Linked DNA regions of Homo sapiens: all the other regions are linked to region 3. Evidence: chromatin loops called from intact Hi-C (ENCODE). Cell type or tissue: PC-3. All regions are shown on one strand.

What was found. Peaks named below come from ENCODE experiments on the same cell type or tissue, not always from the same donor. Only the 100,000 strongest peaks of a DNase experiment are listed, where the experiment ranks them.
Region 1: a loop joins it to region 3, with 12 times the contacts of the local background. A loop is called at or near these places in 2 of 110 quality-filtered maps.
Region 2: it touches region 3 in a loop (2.3-fold over the local background); 12 of 110 quality-filtered maps call a loop at or near these places.

What each region holds. Positions count from the first base shown.
Region 1 is chr10:62,380,796-62,388,795 of GRCh38, forward strand. It overlaps ZNF365 (zinc finger protein 365), which reads left to right. Exons shown (of 5, transcript NM_014951.3): 3 at 7,601-7,781. Among named protein-coding and RNA genes, the nearest start is that of ZNF365, 10 kb to the left of the region's middle. RefSeq lists an enhancer at 2,821-4,020. In PC-3, no CTCF peak of the experiment used is centred here; DNase peaks (open chromatin) are centred at 1,206, 3,476, 3,876 and 4,196; H3K4me3 peaks cover 2,416 bases; H3K27ac peaks cover 7,587 bases.
Region 2 is chr10:62,790,027-62,798,026 of GRCh38, forward strand. LOC124902437 (a long non-coding RNA gene) reads right to left here and starts at 4,382. Exons shown (of 2, transcript XR_007062156.1): 1 at 4,267-4,382; 2 at 3,178-3,948. In PC-3, a CTCF peak has its summit at 4,929; a DNase peak (open chromatin) is centred at 4,525; H3K4me3 peaks cover 475 bases; H3K27ac peaks cover 766 bases.
Region 3 is chr10:62,728,489-62,736,488 of GRCh38, forward strand. No RefSeq gene overlaps it. Among named protein-coding and RNA genes, the nearest start is that of ADO, 72 kb to the right of the region's middle. In PC-3, no CTCF peak of the experiment used is centred here; DNase peaks (open chromatin) are centred at 4,643, 5,663, 6,503 and 7,433; H3K4me3 peaks cover 2,905 bases; H3K27ac peaks cover 4,879 bases.

The DNA of each region.
Region 1 (8,000 bases), 350 kb before region 3:
CTTGCTTTAAGGTATCCCTTAACAAGAAAGGATGGACTTAGTAGCTAATTTGCTGGCTGAGTTGGTCCTGTGGGGTCTGGAAAATTTGAGTATAATAAAAGTAACACAAAATTTACATATACACTTTTCTGCAATATGTTTTGAAAAGTCCTGATTGAACATCTGTAATGTGCCCAGTGCTGTGTGAGGTGTGTGGGGGGGAACATAAAATGCTTGCTGTCTTTCCCTAAGGTGTTTGTGTTCTGTATAGGAAGAATAAGGGATACTCAGGAACATGCAAGGGGAGTTTTGAGAAGTGCCTCAATATAAGCCACAGTTTCAAGTTGGTAATACATTAGAGAACAGATTTTTATGTGTGGAGAGGCCACACTGAGGAAATGAGGAGGAAAGGCAGAATTTGCATTGATGGCCAGAAGAGAGTGACCTTGAAGGGGCGGCAGGGAGGGCTGCTAGAGATGGCCCCTGAGTAGACCAGGTGATTTCTGATTTGAGAACCAGAAGGTTGCCCCTGTTTCCTGCTGGATAACACACTCATTTTATACATGCAGAAAATAAGGCCTAGAGCAGGGGAATGACTTGCCCAAGGATAGAGATTTAGTAGCAACGCTGAACCTGGAATCCAATTTCCCTGTCTCTCTGCTGAGTGTTTTTTCCATTAGTTCACTGTGTCCCAGCCAGACTCCTGAAAATGTGATTTTTTTTTCCCCCAAAGCGTCAAGACTTATGTAATACTGAGTGTGGCCCATTTTGGATGGGCTTGCTTCTTTGCTATTTTGAGAGGGCTGCCATGGTGACATCATTTATTTTTCTGATGTGATTAAAGAAAATGTCAGCTGGCATCTGAGGTGTTGGGAGGCAGGGGAAGGGTGGCATCATCAGTGTGGTCATGATATTAAGCTTCCAGAACACCCAGCCCAGGGCTTTTCACTTGACTCTCAGATGTCCTTGCTTAATCGGGGTAGGGCTTTTGCCACTGCTAGGCTTTGATCACAATGAGAGGACTCTTTGTGATTCCATCTCTAATTTCCATCCTACTCCCTTGCAGGCAGTGACACGTAGAATCTGTTTCCCTTTGTCCTTCATCATTTGCCTCGTTCCAGCCTAAAGCCATGCAGAAGACAAATCTTTATTGAGTGTTTGCTGAGCAGCAGATACTGATCTAGGTTCCGACCATGGGATGGTAAACCAAAGGCATCCAGTTCCTGCCTTCATGGACTTTATAAACCAGAAGGGAAATTTGACATTAAACAGGTCATTAGGGTGTATGACAAATGAGACATAGAGGGGGTGGCCTGAGCTAGGTAATGCCCATTTAGGTTTTTTTCCAGAGCTGACCTTGGAATGCTGGCCTTTAAAAGGCAAATCTGATTTGGTAACTTGCTTTGCACAACCAAATCCTCTTGCTATTTAATTCATTCCCATTTTTTGATCAGCTAAAGCAGCGACTAAGCAATGTAGTGTCCAGACTGATTCATAGCTAGAAAGCAGGCCAAGAAAAAATCACATTGGATATAGAGGTCAGCGGGGTGGAGAAGGGTCTGTTTGCTCCACATTGTTGGTTCGTGCATATAAATGGGGTCCTCTCTTTTCAGGATGTGTTCCTTGCAGACTTAGAAACTCATATAGAATAAATGACGTGTCAAGCATATCCTCTCAGGGTTGGCACATGGTAAAATTCGGAAACCCAGGAAAGTTTTCAATTTCTATCTCTGCATATTCTCTTTTCTCCACTCCCCTGCCTCCTATCACATCCCCACTCTAGGCCCTTGGGACTCAGAATATAGTATTAGTCAACTTACAACCAATGAGAATAGTTTGATTTTCTCATTAGCGTTAAGGGCCAACAAGAGTAGAGATGGGCCATGCCTTAAGACGTGCAGTTGTTGCAGATTCAGGCCTGTGGTGCCGGAAAGAGAGCGCAGGAGCCGACTCCATGCTATGGGTTTGCAGCCAAGCTCCCTGTGCTCGGAGGTGGTCGACTCCTGCTTTGGGATTTGCCTTGTGGTTGACGTTATGGTCTGTCTGAGGTGCTCTGTGATCAATAGCTAGACTATTTTTAGCTGGAGGTATTTTTACCGTTTCATATTCCTCTGAAGAGGTTCATAAATCAGTCATGTAAAGTGAAATTTAAATAAGTTGGTAGAGCTTCGCCTTTGGGAGGAGAAGCTGATGTTAAAGTGTTTAAGAATAGAAGAGAGGCATCAGTTTTAGATCCCACCCCCTACTCCTGTAGGAGGTACCCGTAGGTTACTCATTGGTTTTATGCCCCAGTACTTGTCTGGAAAAAGGAAAAAAGAAACTTAAGGATCTCTGTGTTGGTTAATGATTTTCGAGTAGAGATATAGTTGCACATTTCATGCATTCAGCAGAAATGCATTAATCCTGTATTGTGTGCTGGGCTCAGGTTAGGTACAGGGGGTACTTGCAGACAGTGAAGGAGCACACAAGGTCCCTGAACTCACTGATTTTATGGTCAAATGGGGAAATGGCACACTGGTTCATTGTGATGTGCATGGTGATAAGGTACAAACTTCTGTGGAAAACACAGTAGGCCATGTCATGTACACCTGGGCATGTGTCTGAGAATACTCCCTGGCAAGAGAGTCTGAGGTTAGAGGAATAGTTAATTGATAATTAATTGTGGGGGCTTGGGAAGAGGAGGAGGAATGACCCTGGCAGAGGGAACAGCATATCCAAAAGTAAGTGTGGCTCAGTGCAAAAATGAAGGAAGTTAAAATAGACATAAGAAATGGTTTGTTGATAGTAGATTATAATACATGATAGGATCAACGTGTTGTCACTCATTAAAATGCATAGTTCAATGCCTGTGCAAAATTGCAGTGAGCACCACAGTGCGTGAACGCATATTTCCATTACTCTCTGCACATGCTTCTAGGGTGTATTGGTCACATGATAGCATGTCTTTGATTTTTCTGAATTAACCTGTCTTTAACCCATCTCAGAAGAAGTAACTGAGAGGATTCCATCTGTAAAAAATGAAATAATATTATCTATTTTTCAGACCATATGGTCATCCTGTAAATTAATGAACGCATGTGTGAATGGATATAACTGAAGGTTTGGCTCTCTGGAAAGGGCTTTTTCCCTCATTGCTCCTCTTCTACTGTGTTGGTTTCTGGATACCTATCCATCTGACAGATTTCCAGATCTGGAAATCATTCTGCATAATAATGAGCTTCAAGGTCAGTTTCTTATATTGTACTGGTATTTTTTTTTTTAGTGTCAAATATTGCTTTAAATAAGCATGTTTTCTACTGAAGCCTAAAACCTCTGATTTAATAATATTTGGCCTTTTTTTTTTTTTTTAAATAAAGAAGAAGTCGAAGATGGGGCCGGAAGTGGCTTAGAACCAGTTAAATTTCCCCAACACTGGTCTGCACCCACACCCTGATTGAGTTTCACTCAGGTTGGCCCTTATCTTCTCATCTGGCCTTCCAGCTTTCACACTGTATTCTGAGTCACAGGGTTGAGAACCAGAAATAAAACCACACAAGTCTTCTACTGTTCTGTCCGATAGCATCATATTATTCTTCTTCTTAGTCACTTTTAACTAGCTTTGTAATTACGTGTTTATTTCGGTATTTCCTTCTTTCATTGTTTGACTCTCTCACTACATGTATCCATTATATGCTAACGTAAATAACATATTTTTATGAAAAATAACTGTTTTCCCAAAAATAATTTAGTGAAAAGAGCGGTATTGTTTTAAAAGTTTATGTGTGGCTTCATAGAAGGCAGCTGGACTTTGGTAGTTCCACATTCAGTCTGTTGCAAATTTGTTGTTTTGGTTGAAACAGATGAAGAAAATCTAGTCTCCCACAGATACATAGTAGGAAATGGAGGGGTATTTTAATAGCCTTCTCAGATAATCATGGATATTTTGCTTTGATGCTGTGCCAAATGTGACAGTTGGTAGTTTCTTAAAGAGTCATTGCAATGTGGGATCTGAAACCATATCAGTGAACATTTTGTACTTTCTTACGTTGAAATCTATTGGTCTGTCTTGCACTTTGAATGGATATTTTATTGTTTGGAGTGTAATTATGAAAGAGGTTACAAATGCAATGTGTTTAACCCCTTTTCTTTTCCATTCAGAAAAACCCCAAGATTCTTTGGGGAAATAAGAGGTGGTTCTGGATATTCATCCAGACTGAACAGGATGTGAATGAACGGTGGATCTGAGATGTACACACATGATATTCCACAATTAGTCACTTGGTTTTGATCCCTTTTTCATCTAACAAAGATACCCTACACAATCTCAGTATGATGAACTTCTCCAGTCTTTCTCTTGTGTTTAACCTGTCTTTTAAAACAAAATCATAGGATACCATCAAGCTTGTTTTAACTGTTTTTTTCCACCCTAGTTGATGTAATACATCTACAAACTGAAATTAGGTTAGCAGTTTGTGCCAGGTTGGTTGAAAAATACAGAAGGTATTAACTTCTCAGCTTCAGGGCACAAGATAATTGGTTGAGAGAAGTTAGAAAAAAGATCCTTCTTTTCTGTGACATGGCATAACATTCCAGGAGCGTATTAAAATTAATATTAAAAATTAATATCAGCATTAATATTAATTTTTAAAAGTTTCATGTAGAAACAGTGGCAAAATATGTGATTGAAAAATACAGCCACAATCATAAAAGGTGTTGCATTCAAATTTGTTCTCTTGCTTTTGTGATGCTAATCCCCTGAGATTAAGCCATCAAATGTTGCTGTCTTCGCATATGCTAGACTGTATAGCATGAAAGCCCTGGAATGGTAAATGTGCACAGAGATAAATGACAGGAAAAAAATATACTGGATATTGACAGTAGTTGCTTCTGAGTGGTGGGATTTTGGGTCATTTTTAGTTTCTTCCTTGTCCTTTATAAACATTAATTACAACAAATACTTATTCAATATTGTGTGTCAAACACAAATGTGTTGAGTGCTGGACTTAGAACAGAGAACAAAAGCTGATTCTGTCCCTGCCCAGTTGAATCCTCCAAAAGGTCAATTTTTATATTTTCCTTAATATATGTGAACCATTTCCATAATAAGATGTAGGAAATATTGACCGAAATGAATTTTTAAAAATGGTACTTTTTTTTTTAACTTTTGGTTGTTTGCCCTGTAAGTACAGTTTGGAGACAGTTGCATCATTCAGTTATCCTAAATATCTCCCAGGAAATCTCTACAACAGGCTTGTAGAAATTTGGATTCTCAGACTCCAAATGAATTGAAGCCTTAATGTTGGAAATAAGAAGTAGTAACCATTTTCCTGTGGTGTATTTCCAGAATACTCCATCCCAAAGGACCTAAACCATAAGCAAGAACCATGAAAGGGCTGGGGATGCATTCACATGGGCCCGCCACTCGTTTGCTGCTAGTTAAAGTTTGTGGCTCATGTAGGAAGCAGATCAAAGTGAATGACGGTAGAGCTTAAAAATTGGCTTGTGTTCATGGCCTGAATAATGAAGACCTTGAAAAGTACACATCTTCTATTGAGGGCTAATATGGAAACATCTGGAAATAAACTTGAAACTTGACGATGAAAAAAATTCTTTTCCAGAAGGACTCTTATTTCTTGTGTGTGGATATTTCTTAGCTACTGAAAGATGATGGAATTATTATGGAATTAGGGTTTATGTTTGATCCTGGTTGGGAAACTAGAAAAAACAGGGGCTGGTATCACTAGCATTTCTTTGAGTGAATCATTATTAGAGCCAGCCTGTTGTCTGTTTTTATACATATGTAATTCCCAAAGTTTTGTAAGGATGTGTGATTCTATAGGAAGTGTCAGAAAAGTTTCAGTATGGCCATGTGTGGCGTAATGTATTTGTGAGAGAAAAATCATGACTAATTGTAAAAGTGGCACACTGACTATTAGTACAGAAGAAAAGAGCTGGAGGTCACTACCAGCTATTTTGCAAAGATCTTATGTAAAACTCTGACTTCCTGAGCTAGACTTCCCTGAAGTTCTACTCCCAAGAGAATTACAGAGCTCAGTGGAAAATAAAGATCAAGTGGAGGTTGAGAAGATGTAGAGAAGCCAATGAATTTAATTAACTGTCTAGAACAACTGAATGAGGTTGGATTAACAAAAATTAGCATTCACGAATCAAAATTGAAAGAGCCTGAAAGGACAGAAAGTAGAGTCTTTAGAATCTTGTGTAAGTTGAACATGGCAAAAACAGTGAGAGGCCATTCCTTGAAGACTGAGAGAGATTTTGGAGACATGTAAAGGAAATACTACCCAACGGACAGTAAAATTATGGAACTCATTAGCTCCCCTGGGACTTGCAGAACATACAAGGGTGATGACTAAAAGGATATTCATGGCTTCTTATTAAGTGAAGACAATAGGGTAGAGAGAACTCTGGCAATATACACCTATTCATAGTGGTGATTACTGGGTCCTTGGCCTAGGAAAGAGGGTTGGAGAGAGGGGAATTGAGAGTTGAGAGCAAGGTAGGAAAAGAAGGAAAACCGTGTATGTGTGCTTGGGTGGGTGTGTTTGGGGATGAGTTTGATGTTCATGAGGATGGCTACCAAGATAATGGTGGTGGTCTCAGGATAATGGAGTTTCAGGTGATCTTTCCTTTTTTATATTTCTAATGGGTTATTTGAATTTTTTAAATAAAGAGCTTATTTATAAATCAGAAAAAAATACTATTTTCATATTTCCATTAAAAATGAAAGCAAAATATAAGATGGTAATAAAGTTATTAGAATTTTTCTGGATTTGTAATCTACTTGTGAATTATGTAGATAAAGGAGTAGTTGAAGTATTTTGCTCAGCTTCTTAGGGGAGGGCAACCCATGCATTGCTTCTCTTATGTCAGCATTAGAATAGTTTTCCCGGTGGTCTTTGGGTTGACCTCGTGGTAGCTGTATGGGCTGTTTTGTTCTAAGCTCTAAGCTAAAAAATATACTGTTGGACAAGATGACTCATTTGATGTGCTGTTTTGGTGCTCAGCTCGGCCTCTTGCTCCTATACTTTCTCTCCCTGTAGAGTTTTCTCTCCCAATCGCCAGACTTTAAAAATCCAAGTCAGAGCTTGTCTTAAAAGCAATACATCCAATGGTTTCCCATCTCATTTGTAATAAAACCAGAAGTCTCACAGTGACCTGTGAGGTCCTACCTAGCTCCCTCCTCCATGTAGACCCCCTTGCTGTACCTCAGACCCATCTGCTGTCCCTGGTTTGCTCTTCCTAAACACCTGCATGGCTTCTTCCACAGGTCTCTGTTCAAATGTCACCCCATTCAAAAGGTCGTTTCTAACTTTGCTTTTTAAAATATTATTCACTCCTTTCCTTCCTCTGTCACTGTCCCCTTGCACCCAGTTTCAATTTTCTTAGCACTTATGACCATCTGACATATATTTATTTGTTTGTTTTATAGTGACTATCTTCCTCTATTAAAATACAGTCTGTAAATGTAATCACAAAGAGGTGATTACCTCTCTCGTCATTGCCATGGAGTACTGCCTAGGGTGTTAACTGACAAATAGTAGGCACTCAATAAATATGTGTTGAATGAGTGAATTCCTTGCCTTATATTTCCCTTTTGTGTTCTGACATTTTTGCCTTGCAGAGAAGTTGTCACATTCAACCATTTCCTGGAAGCGGCAGCTGAGAAGGAGGTTCAAGGGAAAGCCCGGCTCCAGGACTTTATTGAGAATCTGTTACAGCGGGTAGAACTGGCGGAGAAGCAGCTTGAGTACTATCAGAGCCAGCAGGCCTCTGGCTTTGTCCGTGATCTCAGCGGGCACGTGGTGAGTCACCCCGGGCCAGCCACCGAGTGTAAGATCCCTGTGGTTGGTGAGAATGGGCTGAGGACAGAGAAAAGGGAGCTGGGTGACTTGCAGGGACTCTCTAGACATCATTTGAGAGCACTGCCTGGGCCATGCCTGTATTGTGGAAATGTTACTGGGGAGTCCAGGACGCCTGGAAGTAAGGTAAATGCTGCATGTGCCGTTTTCAGTCGCTCTTCA
Region 2 (8,000 bases), 62 kb after region 3:
CATTTCAGGGTCGCGCAGAGGAGAGGAGGCACCGAGGCAATCCAGGAAGGAGCAAAGACTCGCGATCCGGAGAGAATGGTGGCACTGAATGCACAGTGAGGAGGGGGTTTCTGGAAGAAACGTGCCAAATGTTGAACAGAGAGTGAGGCAAAGTGAGCATCTCTGGGTGTGTGTGAGGGGGGCATTGAGATAGACGGAAAGTAAGATAGTGGAAGGGACCACAGTTGCAGCACAATCAAGGCTATTTGCTGACACTGAAGGAGAACTGTTAGGCAAGTTTCCCCGCGCTGCATTTTTGTCCTAAATGCCACCCCAGAGTGGTATCTTCCCAAACCACACCCAGCTCTGACGCATGACGGCTGACACCTGAGTTTCCAAGGTCTCGTGGTGATTAATATGCTCATTTCCATGGTGATATTTTTTGGATCTTCACCTAACTCTCCTTTAAGGGTAGAATAAGGACTAGTTAGATAATTCCCTCGAATTCCAAAGTTATTCCAAATTCTCAGGTAATCCAAGTTATCACAGCTGCACTCAATTCTCCCATCCACTGCTGGCTATTCCGGGAGCAGCCTTCCCTGATCACCTAGGAGGGACCCAGGATAGAGCCTGGCTTCACTGGGGGACCCCAAGGTACCAGCAGAAGATGTGAGAGGGAAGCAGTCTCCTTCCAGGACCTTTTCTCTGCTTCTGGTAAGGCCTGACACCTAGGCAGTCACATGCATGGGGCAAGAGTGCTCTCTGCTTAGACAGTCAGTGACTACAGCCAGGAGCTAGAGCATTTTGAGGGGCACCCCTCACCAGGGATGGGAGAGATGGGGAGGTGCCAGTGCCATCACCAATCACAAATTCTCAGATTGGTTAATTTCTTTGACAGTTCATTTTAATGCTTTGTACATGATGCTGAGACATCTAAAATAAGACAGCTTTTCTCTCCTCGTTTTTTATTAGGAGAAAAGGGGAAAGCAATCAGAATCCATTCTTCTCAGCACTTGGGCAAAGCACACATTAAAGCACCTCCACGTCAGATTCCCTTTCCTCCTCTGCAGTGCTGTCCGTACTTCTCCAAAACATTCCCCAACTATCATCCCTTCTAGGAATGTACTCCAGAATATGCCCTTGAAGAGGACAAAAGGCATAAGCCCCACAGTCACTAGCATGTGCTAACATACTCATGGGTTCTGTCATCCTGGGTTCATCCTGTTATCATCCTGGGTTCTGTCAAAAATACATTAAGTAGATGTAGTCTTCATCCTCAGGAAATGTATAAGCCAACACAGGAATATAGTTTTCAAGGTTTGCTCATCCCCCTGCCTCTCTGGTCCCTGCCCCTAGCGGTGAGGAAATGGCCCAGGTGGCTGTGCCTTGGCTTCCCACGCTCGGCCTGCGCTCCTAGGCTTTTGCCGCTTCACCTCTTTTTGGTTTGGTGACCATATTCTTCAACCCCAGTAAGACACTGGGATCTATTTTCATAGATCCCTATATGTATATTTTTTGGGGGACAGGGTCTCACCCTGTCGCCCAGGCTGCAGTAAAGTGGCATGATCATAGCTCACTGTAACCTCAAATTCCTGACCTCAAGCAGTCCTCCCATCTCAGCTTCCCAAAGTGCTGAGATTATAGGCATGAGCCACCACACCCAGTGATCCCTCTACTTTAAGAGGAAAACAGTCTAAAGCAAGTTATTAAAAGGTGAACACTCATATGGCCATCTGTATTAGTGTTCTATTGTGACTATTAGTAAGAATAAAATACTATCTTTATGTGAAAGCTTACAGGAAAATCTGAGTAGAGAAAAGAAAGGTAAAAACAAAATGCTAGATTGGGGAAGTTATGCCAAAAGGGACAACTGTGAAATCTGTCAGTCAAGTATAATATCATGACAACTGCTTACATGATACATGTAAGTCAAACTACAAAAGAGGAGCCACTTAGTCCAATTTGAGGCAAGGAACCTAAAAAAAAAAATATGAGGTTAATGCAGAATGTAAACTGCAGAATGTTATACTATTCAGCCTGAAAGTAAGAACTGGTGAAATAAACAAGAAAGAATATTTCATTTTATTAACACTAGGCGGGCACGGTGGCTCACGCCTGTAATCCCAGCACTTTGGGAGGCCAAGGTGGACGGATTGCTTGAGCTCAGGAGTTTTGAGACCAGCCTGGGCAACATGGCAAAACCCGTCTCTACAAAACATACAAAAATTAGCCAGTTGTGGTGGCGTATGCCCAGAGTCCCAGCTACTCGAGAGGCTGAGGCAGGAGAATGGCCCAAGCCCAGGAGGCAGAGTTTGCAGTGAGCTGAGATCACACCACTGCACTCCAGCCTGGGTGACTGCGTGGGACTCTGTCTCAAAAAAAAAAAATCATTTTACTTTTATGTTCAGTTGGACTTTTTGAAAATGGGCTATGTTAACTACTAGAAAGTATAAGATCAGTAACTAGTCGAGGAGTCTACAACTTCATATAGTAAGTGGCAAAATGTTTACATAAATAAATCAGGTTCTGCATGGGCCCCTGCAATGCAGATGCTTGTTGTCTAGTCCATCTGTGATCTGTGGTGTATTTTGGCTCCTTCGCTTTAGGAAGAAATTAAGAAATGAAGAAGCAAGTGACATTCGATGGGAAAAAAAAATAAACACAAACTATTCTTAGAGTTTGGTCATGGCCTGAGGGCCATGATACAGTAATTACATAAGAAAAGTCAATGAGAAAAAAACCCAGCATGAAAAACTGAAATCCCATAGCCTGAATGGAAGCCTAGTGTGGGGAACTGCTAAGGGATTTATGAAAATACCCTGGAACCCACTTCAGCATGTCGGCCATCAGATCGCCGTGTCTCTCCTATGTTTCAGAAAGTTCCTTTTTATGGAGCACTACTTCAGTGATTAGAAAGGTGTGTTTCCTAGTGAGGGGTGCTGAAAGGTCCAGGAAACAAACCATCTTCTAGGTCCAAAATTGCCAGTCACTAATGTGTTAGGAAACAAGGGAGGAAAAGCAGGCACCACACCTCTCAGGCCTCCCCGTTAGCACAGATGATAGACTTAGATACCTGTCCTTCTCTAGACTTTTATATTTTATTTACAGTAACTATCCAAAATTAACTTGGGACACCCAACATGAAGTGGCAAAGAAAGTGCAATAGACAACAACTACTACACCATCTATATAGTCTTCTTTACCTTTTTTAAAAATAGAGTTTATTTTAGAGCAGTTTTAGGCTCACAGAAAAACTGAGTGAAAGGTACAGAGATTTACCATATATCTCCAGCCCCCACACGTGCATAGCATCATCAACATCCCCACCAGAGTGGCATTTTGCTACAATTGATGAGCCTATATTGACATATCAGTATCACCCAGAGTCCATAGTTTATATCAGCATTCATTCTTGGTGTTGTACAGTCTATGAATCTGGACAAATGTTTACTGACATGTATCCACCATTATAGTATCACACTTAGTAGTTTCACTGCCCTGGAAACCACTGATCTTTTTACTGTCTCCATAGTTTTGCCTTTTCTGAATATCATATACTTGGAATTACACAGTATGCAGCCTTTTTAGATTGGGTTCTTTAATTTAGTAACATGGATTAAGTTTCCTCCATGTCTTTTCATGGCTTAGTAGCTCATTCCTTTTTATAACTGATTAATATTCCATTATCTGGATGTACCACCATTTATTTATCCTTTCATCTGTTGAAGAACATCTTGGCTACCTCTTCATTACTTTTTTTAAAAATAGGATTTAAAGATACGGTGAGGAGTGAAAAAAAACAAACAAAAACATGGCAAGAGCAACTCAGGCTACCCATCAAGAACTATAAAGAATCTCTTTAGTGCTTTCTACTTTCATCACTCCTTTTCCCAAGGTGATTGCTTCGTGTTCATCCGCCAACTCTTGATATGCAAGGTAATTTTCGCCAGGGTCTTCTTCCTGAAGGATCTTGTCATAAGTAGAACAGTATTATAAGTATATATTAATAACCTATATATACATATAGTTATATATTAATAACATGTTAGCTTTTAACTGAAAACTAAAGTTTCAGTTTTTGTGTAAAGAAATTCTCCTCTCAGGAATGTTTGCATTTTAACAGAAGGAACAAATTTCAGACTAGAAATTTCCAACACTATAGCAGCCTGTTTGGGAAAATCAAGTGGTATTTGGAAACACGAGTGTTTTTCTGGTGTCTCTCAAATTACTCCAAACTGGGATTCACCAAGGCTCTGATTTATTTATCTCTATTAAGACTTCACTTACTGCCTGGGCATAGTGGCTCATGCCTGTAATACCAGCACTTCGAGAGGCCAAGGCAGGTGGATCCCTTGAGCCCAGGAATGTGGGACCAGCTTGGGCAACATGGTGAAAGTCTGTCTCTACAAAAAAAAAAAAAAAAAAAATTAGCTGGGAGTGGTGGTGCATGCCTGTGGTCCCAGCTACTCTAGAGACTGTGGTGGGAGGATCCCTTGATCCCAGGAGGCAGTGGGTGGTGATCCCAGGAGGCAGATTGCAGTGAGTGGTGATCTTGCTACTGCATTCCAGCCTGGGCAACAGAGCAAAACCCTGACTCAAAAAACAAACAAAAAAAAGACTTAACTTACTAAAGTTAAGAATTTGGATCTAGACATCCAAATTCAACACTCTTTATTTGTTTAATATTTAAATGCTTTTAAAGGAAGAAGTTGCCAAGATCTTATCCTTTATAACTGATTCTCAACCGGGGTGATTTTGCCCCATATCCTGAGGACATTTGGGAACAGATGGACGTATTTACGGTTATCACAACAGGGTGGGGTATGGGAGTTAGTGCTACTGTCATCTAGTGGGTAAAGGCCAAGGATATTGACAAACATCCTACAATGCACAGGTCAGCCCCCCACTACAAATAATTAGCCAACCCAAAAGTCAATAGTACTGAAGTTGAGAAGCCCTTCTCTATGTGAGCTAACTGCACTAAAGTTGATACCTGGATAATATAAACATCAATGCCAGTGAAATTAGTGCCCAGCTTAAGAGTAAAACTGACCATAATTTATAAGGATCTGCACTATTTTCTTAACATTTCTGGAATATCTTATCCCTGGCTTTGATTTACTGAAATTACCTTTTCAAAAACACTCAACTGAATAAAATGAAGAGGGTTTATCTACTGTGTAGTTCATGCAAGTTTTTCTATTTTGGAAATGGAAGTAGTGATTAAAATTGGCATTTCTGAAACTCTAATTGCTAGTTGTTGCACTGCTAGGGGGGAAAAAAAAGAAAAATATTTCCAAGACCAGCCAGATGGGAAGTCTCAAGATAAGAAATTATAAGCCAGTGTTCATATTCCAACCAGAAGAAACATTCTGTTTATACATTTTAAAATTCTGCTTAAATAGTAAGCAATGCACTTCTTTAATGAATTCCTAAACAGCTATTAATTGGCTGACTAGTTTTCTAATACTGGGTTTAATCTCCCAAACCCTATTAGATTATTAATAAGTAGAACAGTCTGTATTAAAAAAAAACTCTGTATAATAACAGCTTTATAAATTTTAATGGGATTAGACTGGTTTCTGATATTGTAGGTGATATCTCTTTGTAGGTGTATAAACTGCCAGTAGAATCTCAAAATGTCCATTTTTCAAAACTCATTATGTTACCAGCAGTGAATCCGTACAAGTCTGAAGCAAACTTGATCCTTGACTCCTCAGAGAAAATAATTTGGCTGAGGAGCAGATGCAGGTTTAAGGCAGAGGGAAAGACCAAGGCAACTTTTAGAGTAGGAGTGAAAGTTTATTAAAAAAAAATTTAGAGTAGAAACAAAAAGAAGTAAAGGACCCTTGGAAGAGGGCCAAGCGAGTGACTTGAGAGATCCAAGTGCCCCATCTGGCTCTTGACCTGGAGTTTCATACATTGGCATGGTTCGGGGTTTTGGTTTCTTCTCGCTTGAGAAGAAAAGACTTCCCTTGGAGCAGGCTGTCTGCATGCATGGTGGCCTGCCAGCACTTGGGAAGGGCTGCATGCACAGCATGTTTACTGAATTTGTGCAAATGCTCATTTGAGGTGTTGTTCCCTTACTAGCTGACTGTTCCTAGAGGAAGGTCATATACCCATTAAACCACCATTTTGACTCTTAGTGCGCATCCTTGAGCCCACTTGCCCAACTCCTGAGATCTCATCAGGAAGCTGCTGATCACCAGATGTGGGTGTTTTCTTATCTATTGGGAGACTGCCCTTCCCTGGCACCAGCTGTGCCCAATTATTATTTTACAGAGATAGTTTAACAACCACCTGACCATCACCTGATGGTCGCCTGACATTCCTGGTGGGCAGGGCCCTTTCCTGCCCTGCTCATGTCTGCCTAACTACCTACTCCAACAATTTGTGATTGAAATATGATGAAGTCTTTCAGCTTACACATCCAGAACCAGAGCAACACAAATGTTTTCATGACATCAATACTCAGAGTCTTCGGAACACAATCTATATTTCTTTGGTAACTTCTGCTCTTCTGAAAGCTCTCTCTCCTCCCTTTGTCACTCCCTTTCCTCTCCTTCTTTTTCTCTTCTGCCATTCCCCTAAGAAACAGTAAATGGATGGAAAAGACTTGCAGTGGAGGTATGTGAGGAAAAGCCATAAAGGTTCCATCTGTCATCCATGAAACTAAAACTGCTCAAACAAGAAAAGACAGCCCAGCAAGGGCTTTCACTTACTGAAATTTATCTCAAATTTTCCAAACATAAGAATCTTTAAGCCACGAAGAAAGGCTTTTTTTTTTTTTTTTTTAACAGGGTCTTGCTTTTGGTAAATTTGTGTAACTGTTTTCTTTTATTCAAGTCTGCTGAAAGCTACTGAGTGAGAACTACAAATTGAGGTACATCTCTTGCTCGTTGCTTGGGTTTGACAAATAAAGCAATCATCAAAATCATGGAGTGTGCACTGTTTTTAAAAGCCCTATTTGCTTGACATAATATAGCAGCTGGATGGCTAGGCAAATAAATGGCATTACTTAACATAATCACTTAATGTTGTGCAACGAAATTCAGGTCTCATTGCTTTATTGCTTTCAAAGAGTTTAATGACAATGAAGTTGATTGTTAGTGTGAAGATATAAATTGTTCAGTAGTTAGAGTTGTTAATGGCAGCAAAGGAACACAAAAGAGGAAAAACAGGCTTTAGTAGCACAAATTCATTGCTAATTGCCTGTGCATTCATTATAGGCTGACCAGGGCTAATTATCTAATTAAACTAAAGCTCTGCTGCCTTAAAGAAATTTCTACGCACTGTGATGTTGGTTGTCAATTCCTCAGCATGTCCTGTTGAAATGTGTAGTTAACTCAAGTCATGTTTTGCTTTTCCCACTAGCAATACACGGCAGTCTTATTGCATGATAATTTGTGCTTAGAATGAAAAAAAAATTTTTTTCCTTAAAAAACACATTGTGGAAACTAAAAATAATGACAAACATTTTAAACAAGAGCTCCTGCTCATTTTACTCAATGATCTATATTCAGGAAAAGTCAATATAATCTACTTTAGAAAGGGAAAACACAGACATAAAAACAAGTCAAGTATCATTATATACATGCTACTGAGTGTTCTCTTCATGTTAAAAATACATTTAAAAGTGTCTTTTGTGATATCTGTGCAGATCATGGTATGAAATTAATCATTACAATCTTCAAAATTCATAGGTTTTTTTTTTTTAATGCTGGAAGGAAAGTGGTAAATCATCTAAACCAAATTCTTCAGTTTATAAATAAAGGAACTGAAGTTCCAAGAAGTGAAATGACTTGCCCCAAGTCACACAGCTGGTTGCTAGAACCAGGAGGAGAACTGGTGTCCTCGCAGTCCATTATTCTTTCCATGATAAGTCCTGCTGTTCCACTTTCAAATCGTACTGTTATTTCTCACACTTTCTTAAAATGCCAGAACAGAGCATCTATGTTATGTGGACAAGGTTATTTTTGTTTGTTTTTCCAAAAGAAGGCTTTGATTAGCAGCATTTCATC
Region 3 (8,000 bases):
TTAACAATAGTATAGGGTAGGATAATGAAAATCACAATAAAACCTTGTAACTACTGATATCCTACCAGGGGGTGTCAGAACACAAGAACTTTCAATGAGATGCCATATCTTTGAAGAAGAGAACCCTCCCCCCACTCCAGCGTTGAGCAATGCTTTCTCCTTCAGGAGCTATGTCTCCAGTGTTTTGTGGGCACCATGTGATGCCACTATGCAACCAAAAACTAGCTTCCTTAGTGGTGGCCCAGATGCTAATTTCTTTGAAGAGTGAATGAGTCATAATTTGTACCAGAGATGTTGCTGTAATTATAAAACAATGCAAGAGCCAGAACTTTTAATTGTTTTTACTTCAATAATAGACCTTGGGTTTCTTTGTGGGCTAGAAGCTAAGAAGATCAGCCAGCAGCAGGCTCAAAATCTGATGTCCTTGACTCTTTGTCATTTCCATTTCTGCCCTGAGGGCCAACAAGGTAAATTGTCTCTTTGTCTCCAGCTGCAGAGGGGTCTCTGGCAGATTCCTGCTGGGTTCCATGTGAAGCAGCATCGTACTGTTTTTTTCTCCTGAGCGCTGCATGTAACAGCTGTTCTGTAGAAGGACACAGAGGCCATCCAGTGAAAGAGGTTTAAATGATGCCAGTGGAATCCATCCATCTTCCCTGCAAGCCCAGCATTCCCAGGAATGTACCTTCTAACACACTTCTACCTGCCTGGTAACAGCATGGTGGGAAAATCCGTCTTCCTTTTCCTTCCTTCCTTCCTTCCTTCCTTCCTTCCTTCCTTCCTTCCTTCCTTCCTTCCTCCCTCCTTCCCTCCCTCCCTTCCTTCTCTCCTTCCCTTCTTCTTTCCTTTTTCTTTCTTTTTTAGCAGAGCCTCTAAAGGGCTTGGAATTCTTCCTTAAAGACTTCTGGCAGATAAATTAAAGAGATTTCCTTGACTTCTAGTTTCCACCATTGATTTTGTTGTTGCTGTTGCTGTATCAGCTAGGGCTTTGTAGTTTCAAGCTGCAGATACTGATCCTGGAAAACTTAAGCAAAAAGAAGAATTTATTGAAAAGAAGTAAGATAGCTGACAGAATTGAAGGAAAAACTAAAGAATCTGGCATGGAAAGAGAACCAGAGTAGATTTAAAAATCAGGTAGCAGCACCTATGAATAATCTTTTTAGGGCTCTGCAACAATCATTTTCCTTTTTTGCAATAACTTTGCTGAAAAGTCAAATTCCTGGAGAGAGAGTCTCATGGGACTAGATTGATTCAGCTGTCTCTGGCCCTTCAACTGCCTGGGGCTTGGCTTTCAGGCACCTTGATTGACAGATCCACCAAATCAGCTCCTAATAGAGGAGGGGGCGTTCCTGCAATGGTTTATCCACAAAAAAAAAAAAAAAAAAAAAAAGGGGAAAAATGGCATCAGGATGCTTTCTCTATCTGGAATACCCTTCTCCACTGCAGACCCTACTCAGCCTTTCAAATCCAGCTTGGACATCACCATGTCCAGGAATTGTTCCCTGAGCCAAACACATAACCTCACCAGTTGCTTAGTTAGGCATCCCACAGCCTCCTTGTTTCCTTCTCTTACTGCCTTTAAACAATGAAGTGTAATTATCTGAGTGTCTGACTTCCTTGAGGGAAGAAAGAATTTATTATTGAATATTATTCAATCTTCTATTCCTAGCACCTAGAATGTGCTCATCAGATGCTTCTTGAATGATCAGTTGGAAAGAAAAATGGATAGTAGTGAACAAGTTGGATCCTCCTCCATCCTCCCTCTGGCTGTCCCAGACAAAGTGAACATGTTTTCAACCTTATTTTCAACTATTTTGCTAATATGTACCCCAATAAGGTGAGAAAACCTCGAGTGTAGCCTTAATCTAGATGATGTCTGCTTTTAGTCTAGACTATGCCTTTGTGCAAATAGAAGAAGGCATCCACGCTACATGGTCAGATGAGAAATAGGTTCCTCCTTGGGCACCTAATTATAAGATACCATTTAGATAAAAATTAAATAATACACCAAACTTTATATTGTTAACATGATATATTAATATATTATGTATTTATATATATGTTGCTTATATATATGTATATTATATATATCTACATATTTTTTAAAACACATCAAAAGATGCCTGCTCTGGTTGGATGCAACTATGCAGACCTGTGCCAGGGGTATATCTTGGGGAGCAGAGCATGGACTGTGTTTCATGTCCCTGCACACCTTGGTCAGCATCTCTGTGAAGTGAAGGGACTACCCACGCACACATGGCCTCTCTGCCCTAGAAGAGCCCGGTCTGCAAAGAACAGAACTTGACATAAAGTCAAACTATGCATATCAAATCCATGAGGTACAGTAGGGAGTAAATAGACCCATAGGCATTATCTAATTGAAGAGTTAGTTCATTTGAAAAGATATTAGCAAGAAATAGAACCAGTTCTTTTCCATTTGTTTTTTTTAATTTTAAAACATCAAAACACAGAAAAGTACATGTATCTGCATATATGCCATCAACCACCTAGATTTAACAATAACATTTTATTACATTAGGTTCCAATCTTTTTTAAGTTCCCCTACACCAAATCACTGCCATCCCTGTCTCTTTCCTTCATCTCCAGATTGTCCTCGAGTGAGGACATGCCTGTCCAGCCCATGTTTGTTTGTGATACATTCACTATGTATTTTTATATAAACAACATGTGTCTTTAAAAATATATGATGTAGCTGTATATAACAAATATATAAGCAACATATATCATATATAAATATATAATGTATAAATATATCATGTTAACAATATAAAGTTTGGTGTGTTTTTTAAATTTTTATCTAAATGGTATTTTATAATTCAGATACTTGTATAGTTTGCTGTTTCTATTCTTATATTACCTTTCAGAGATCGATCCATACTGGTATATGTAGCTCTATCTCATTTACTTTAACTGCTGTATAGTACTGCATTACATGACTAATTCACAACTTGTCCATCTTTTCATTGATAGGCATTTAAATGATTTCCAGTTTTTGCCTTTACAAACAATGATGCAATGAACATATGTTCACCTGTCACTTTGTATACATGTGCAAGAGACTTTTAGCTTACATACCTAGAAGTAGAATGACTAAATCTTAGGATATATACATCTTCAACTTTGACAGATATTGCCAATGCACTCTCCAGCATAGACTCACCAACTTACACTCCCACCAGCAATGTATAAGAATATTTGTTTCCCTGCATCCTTGACAAACTTGGTTTTATCAGATATTATCATTTTTGCCAGCCTCAGGGGTTTGAAATCATATCACACTATGGTTTTGATTTGGATTTCACTTGATATTAATGAGACTGAGTTGTTTCTTTCTTTTTTCCATGACTGTCCAGTTCATATTAGTTGTCCATTTTTATTGGATTATCTTTTCCTATTAATTTGTAGGAATTTAAAACATACATCTGTATCAAGAATTTTTGCTATCTGTAGGCATTATAAGTATCTTCTTTCAGTCTGCAGCTTATATTTTAACTCTCTATTGTGTCTTTGTTGGCACACAAGTATAATATTTCAATATAAGTCTCTTCCTTTGGATGTATGCCTTTTGAGACATAGCTCTGATGTTTTAAAGTGCCCTATGTTTGCAACTCAAAGTTTTAAACTTTCCCTTTCATACTGAGGTCTTAATTCCATCTGTAATTTACCTGGGTATAGAGTATGACATAGGGATATTTCTTTTTTTCCATAGCTAATTATCCCAGCACTTGAGTAGTTCACTCTTTCTCTGCAGATTTGTGTTGCCATCTCTGTTATAAACCAAATTTCCATGTATTCATGGGTCTGTTTCTGGAACTTTTCCCTCTCAATTTGTCTCTCCCTATGCAAATACCAAACTCTTTAATTACTTTCAGAAGGCAGTTTTTACTGACACCTCACTATTTTCTGGGTGAGATGTGAATACCTCCAGGAAGGGTGATGCTCTAAATCAATGACAATGCCATGTGCATACTGTCCTTAGATTCCTTCCAATCTGTCAATCCACTGAGAGGAAATTTTGGTGGAGAAAATCCAAGGGAGATCCAGAGAACACAGGGCTCCAGGAAAGGGGAAAGGAGAGAGACTCAGAGAGAGGGTCTCTCAAGCAAGAAGCAAAACATAGCACCTCCAATTACTCAAACTTTTTCTAGGCTTTATCCTGAACATAGTTATATTTGCCCAGAAATAGCATATTTCAATATATAAATGTACCCCACAGCATTCTATAACACTTATCATAAAATCATAACCAGACCATAGCTAATATTTATTGGCACCTAGGCTAAACATTGATAGTAAATATGACTTTATTAAATCCCATAACGTGGGTAATTTCCCTGAAATATAGATGAGAAAATTGAAGCTCAGAGAAGCAGAGTGATTTGCCCAAGGTCACACAGCTAGTTAGTGGCAAAACCCAATCTACCTTCCTTGCTACTATATTCCACTGCCTCCATGTTGTAGAATGTACCACATTAGAGTGGGATTACCTGCTTTTGAAGGGAGAGAGTGAATCTTGTTTTACCATTACGTTCTCAACCCAAGCACTGTGTTAGTCACACAACAGGCTCTCAATCAATACTTGTAGACAAGAATGAATAGATGCATGTTAGCTGTGGAGTCTGTGGTTTCTGAGTCATGAAAGGTCTACGTGGTTTATTTAGTTGTTTGGGGGAGAACAGTCTTCACCTTACTTCCTCTGAAAGCCACGCCAAGCCTCTTTTCTTCTTACCCTCAGATAATGAGCTGAGTTACAAATACACAGCAAAGTCTTTCCACCTACACAGATCCTAGGAGTGTACAAATTGATTTGGGGGTGGGAGAACCAGGCACACAAAGGTCAGTGCCAGCAGCACTTCCAGCTTGGACATTTGTTTTCATCTTCTAGAAATAATATTCCCATTTCCCAGATGTTTCAGTGTCATCAGCTTTGTTTCTCAGCAGAGGCAACTGCAACTATTCCTCCTCATGAGGCTGCGTGCTAAATCTGAAAAGCGTTTGCAGCTCAGCCCCACAAAGATTGCTGCTGCAGTGGGGATTCCCAGCCAGCACAGAGCCCTTTGCTGTCGAGTGGATTTCCCCGACATAAGAAGTGAGTGGACCACTGGTCCCTGGGGGATTGTCAGCACCATAACTTCTTTGAAAAAAAAAGTATTTTGGGGTGGTGGGGTTGGGAGACAAGGATCTGTAAAGGGAGGCTATAGTGCATTGGGAACTGGTTTGGAAGACATGGCTCTCTCTTCTGCAGAACAGAATGGATTCATCAATGATGGCTTCACAGCAGTTAGGCCTCCATCACCAACCACCTTGGGTTAACTACTTTACCACCTCTGAATTGAGCTCAGCCTCAGAGCTTCTCAGGGCCCATGTGGGCTCCATTCCAGCAATAAGCATTTGGAAAGCTTCGCATCTGAGAAAGTGCCTCCCGTGAGTTATCTGTGCTAGGAACTCACATCTGCTGTCATTGTCATTCACTTGGATTCTGACATTGATCCAGAATTTCCTAGAAAACACTGTGCTTTCTGACTACTGCTGTGATCTGTGGCTCCCAGATCAGCTTTTACCACCAGCCCTTACCACACGCCTTGCTGTGGCTTCTTGCCTTGTCTCCATAAGCATTGCTCTCTGGAGCTGGCACATGACTTGGCAGGAAACCCCTGGCCTAGAAAAGTCTCCTTACTTTCAACACTCCATTCACTCATTCAACAAACATTTCCTAACACCTGCTATGTTCAGGCACTCGTCTAGGCATTGGGATACAACAATAAACAGGCAAAGTCTGTGCTCTCAAAGTCTTGCACTCTAGTGAAGAGGATAGAAAATCTGCACATAGATAAAGAGCTATTGAACATAATATTCTGTAGTAATGAGCAGCACCATGAAGCAAAAATAAACTAAGATTAGAGAATTGAGATTGGCCTGGGGAGGGGGTAGCACTTCAGAGAGAGGGGTCAATGAAGAAGATAACATTGAAAAAACCTGAACAGATGAGAGAGATTACTGGGGGAACATACCTGGTAAAAGGGCCGAGGGGGAAACGTGCTTGGCAAGATTAAGGACAAAAGTAGGTCAAGGTGCCTAGAAAAGAGAGAGAGAGAGAGAGAGAGAGAGAGAGAAACAGAGAAGGTATGAAAGGAAACAAGTGTATCATGATGTGCTCCTAATCAGCCAATCCTCTTAGCTCATGAGACCTCAGCCTAGATCCCCAAACCATCACCTGCCATCTTACCCAAATTATAGACACAAGCATAAAGAGAAATGGAAAGTTTCATGCATTTACCCTTTGCTAATCGATCCAATGACAGTAAACTCCAAGGAAGGCAGTACTAGGAATTCCTGAAGCCTATATGGGGCCAATGAACACTTAGAAATTAGATATGACTATGGAGTAAAGCAGAAAAAGGTCCCTTGGTAGTCCTGGCAAATACGTGGTACATGCGTCACCTCTCCCCACCTCCAAACCCAAGCTCACAAGCCCAGTGCCAATCAACAATGTCATTCTCATTCATTGAAATGGGATTAGTCATCCTGACAGATTATTGACATTCTGGCTCCAGAGTTACCTATAATGGTCTAGTTTCTTGAGATCAGACAACTATTAAGTATCTTTTGGCAACCTTCTGTGACAGCTTTCAGCCACGTTATAAATGAAGTAGCAAAGGAAATATGTTTATTAAGCTTTAACCTGAACCCTTTACATAGACTATAGTGTTATGTTTCAGCAAAGCTCATCTTTGATGACAGTTTTAATCACACTCAGGCCCGCTCAGGCATACAGTGCCTTCGACAGTCACCTACTCACCTCACTGTGCTGTGTTTGACACGTCTGCCATTTCTGAGTGATTCTGGATGTCTCACACTTTTGCTTACCTGCTTCCCAATCAGTACTCCAATTTTGCCATTCTTCCTGCACATGACACCAGGCAGTCAAACCATATATGTACTTAATTCTGCCAAGGATTTCTGTAATACTCTTAAGGTCTCGTGCTAATAATGGGAATTTCTGGAATTGTGACAGAACTTCTGGGAAGAAAGAGAGGAGGTCTGGGGGAGGAAGGGCTTTTAGCACTTTTGCAAGCATTATATCAGATAGGCAACCATCCAGGTAGGTTGCCATATATCATTGCTTGCCACAGAAAGCTAGTTCTTCTCTGCTTATGTCCAAAATAAAGGAAGTGAGTCTTGCCAAGAGCCATTTTTAACCATATCTGGGGCAGAAGAACATTAATGCACTATCTTGATGCTTTCAAAGCTCTTCTACTAATTCCACATGCATAATACCTCAGGGTCCAGGTGTCACTTGGGTGGACTTCATCCACACCAAGCTACAGGATGAAGAGGCTCAGAAGGGAAATTTCTTAATCGTGTATAGTACTCTAACCACATCCTGCCCAGAAAGGATGGGCTGAGCTGTAGGTCACTGTCCAATGCATCTAAATGCATAGACTATTTTTTTTGGTTGTTTATTTTATTTGGGGCTATGGACTTGGACTTTTGAGAAAATTCTCTGTCATCATTATCAACACAATCTTTCTTACACTTCAGGGAGTTTACTAACCCCACCCACACAAATAGAATGACTCATCCCAGAGGGGTCTGAGTTGGTGTCTGGAAAGACAGTGAGATTAAACAACTGCTTCAAAAAGCAATGTCTTAAATTGTCCTTGTAGCAATTGCCCATCGGAAGAAAGACCCAAAGAGAGGACATCCAGATACTATTTCATAGATATATTGGACATGTCCCAGCAGAAAACAATGGCATGCTCAAATTGTGTAATAGGAGGGTTTATGATAAAGAGACTCTTTTCAGAGAAGTGGTCAGGGTACAAGGGAAACCACCAGAAAAATCATGTAGCATTTAGTTCTGGCAATTGTGGTACTCCCCATACTTCTCCAGGCCTGAAAAGATGAGGGGAAGGAGCTATTTCCAAGGAGAGAGAGAATGGCGAGGAGAGGTCCCTGACAGGAGGAAGGAGCTATGACTC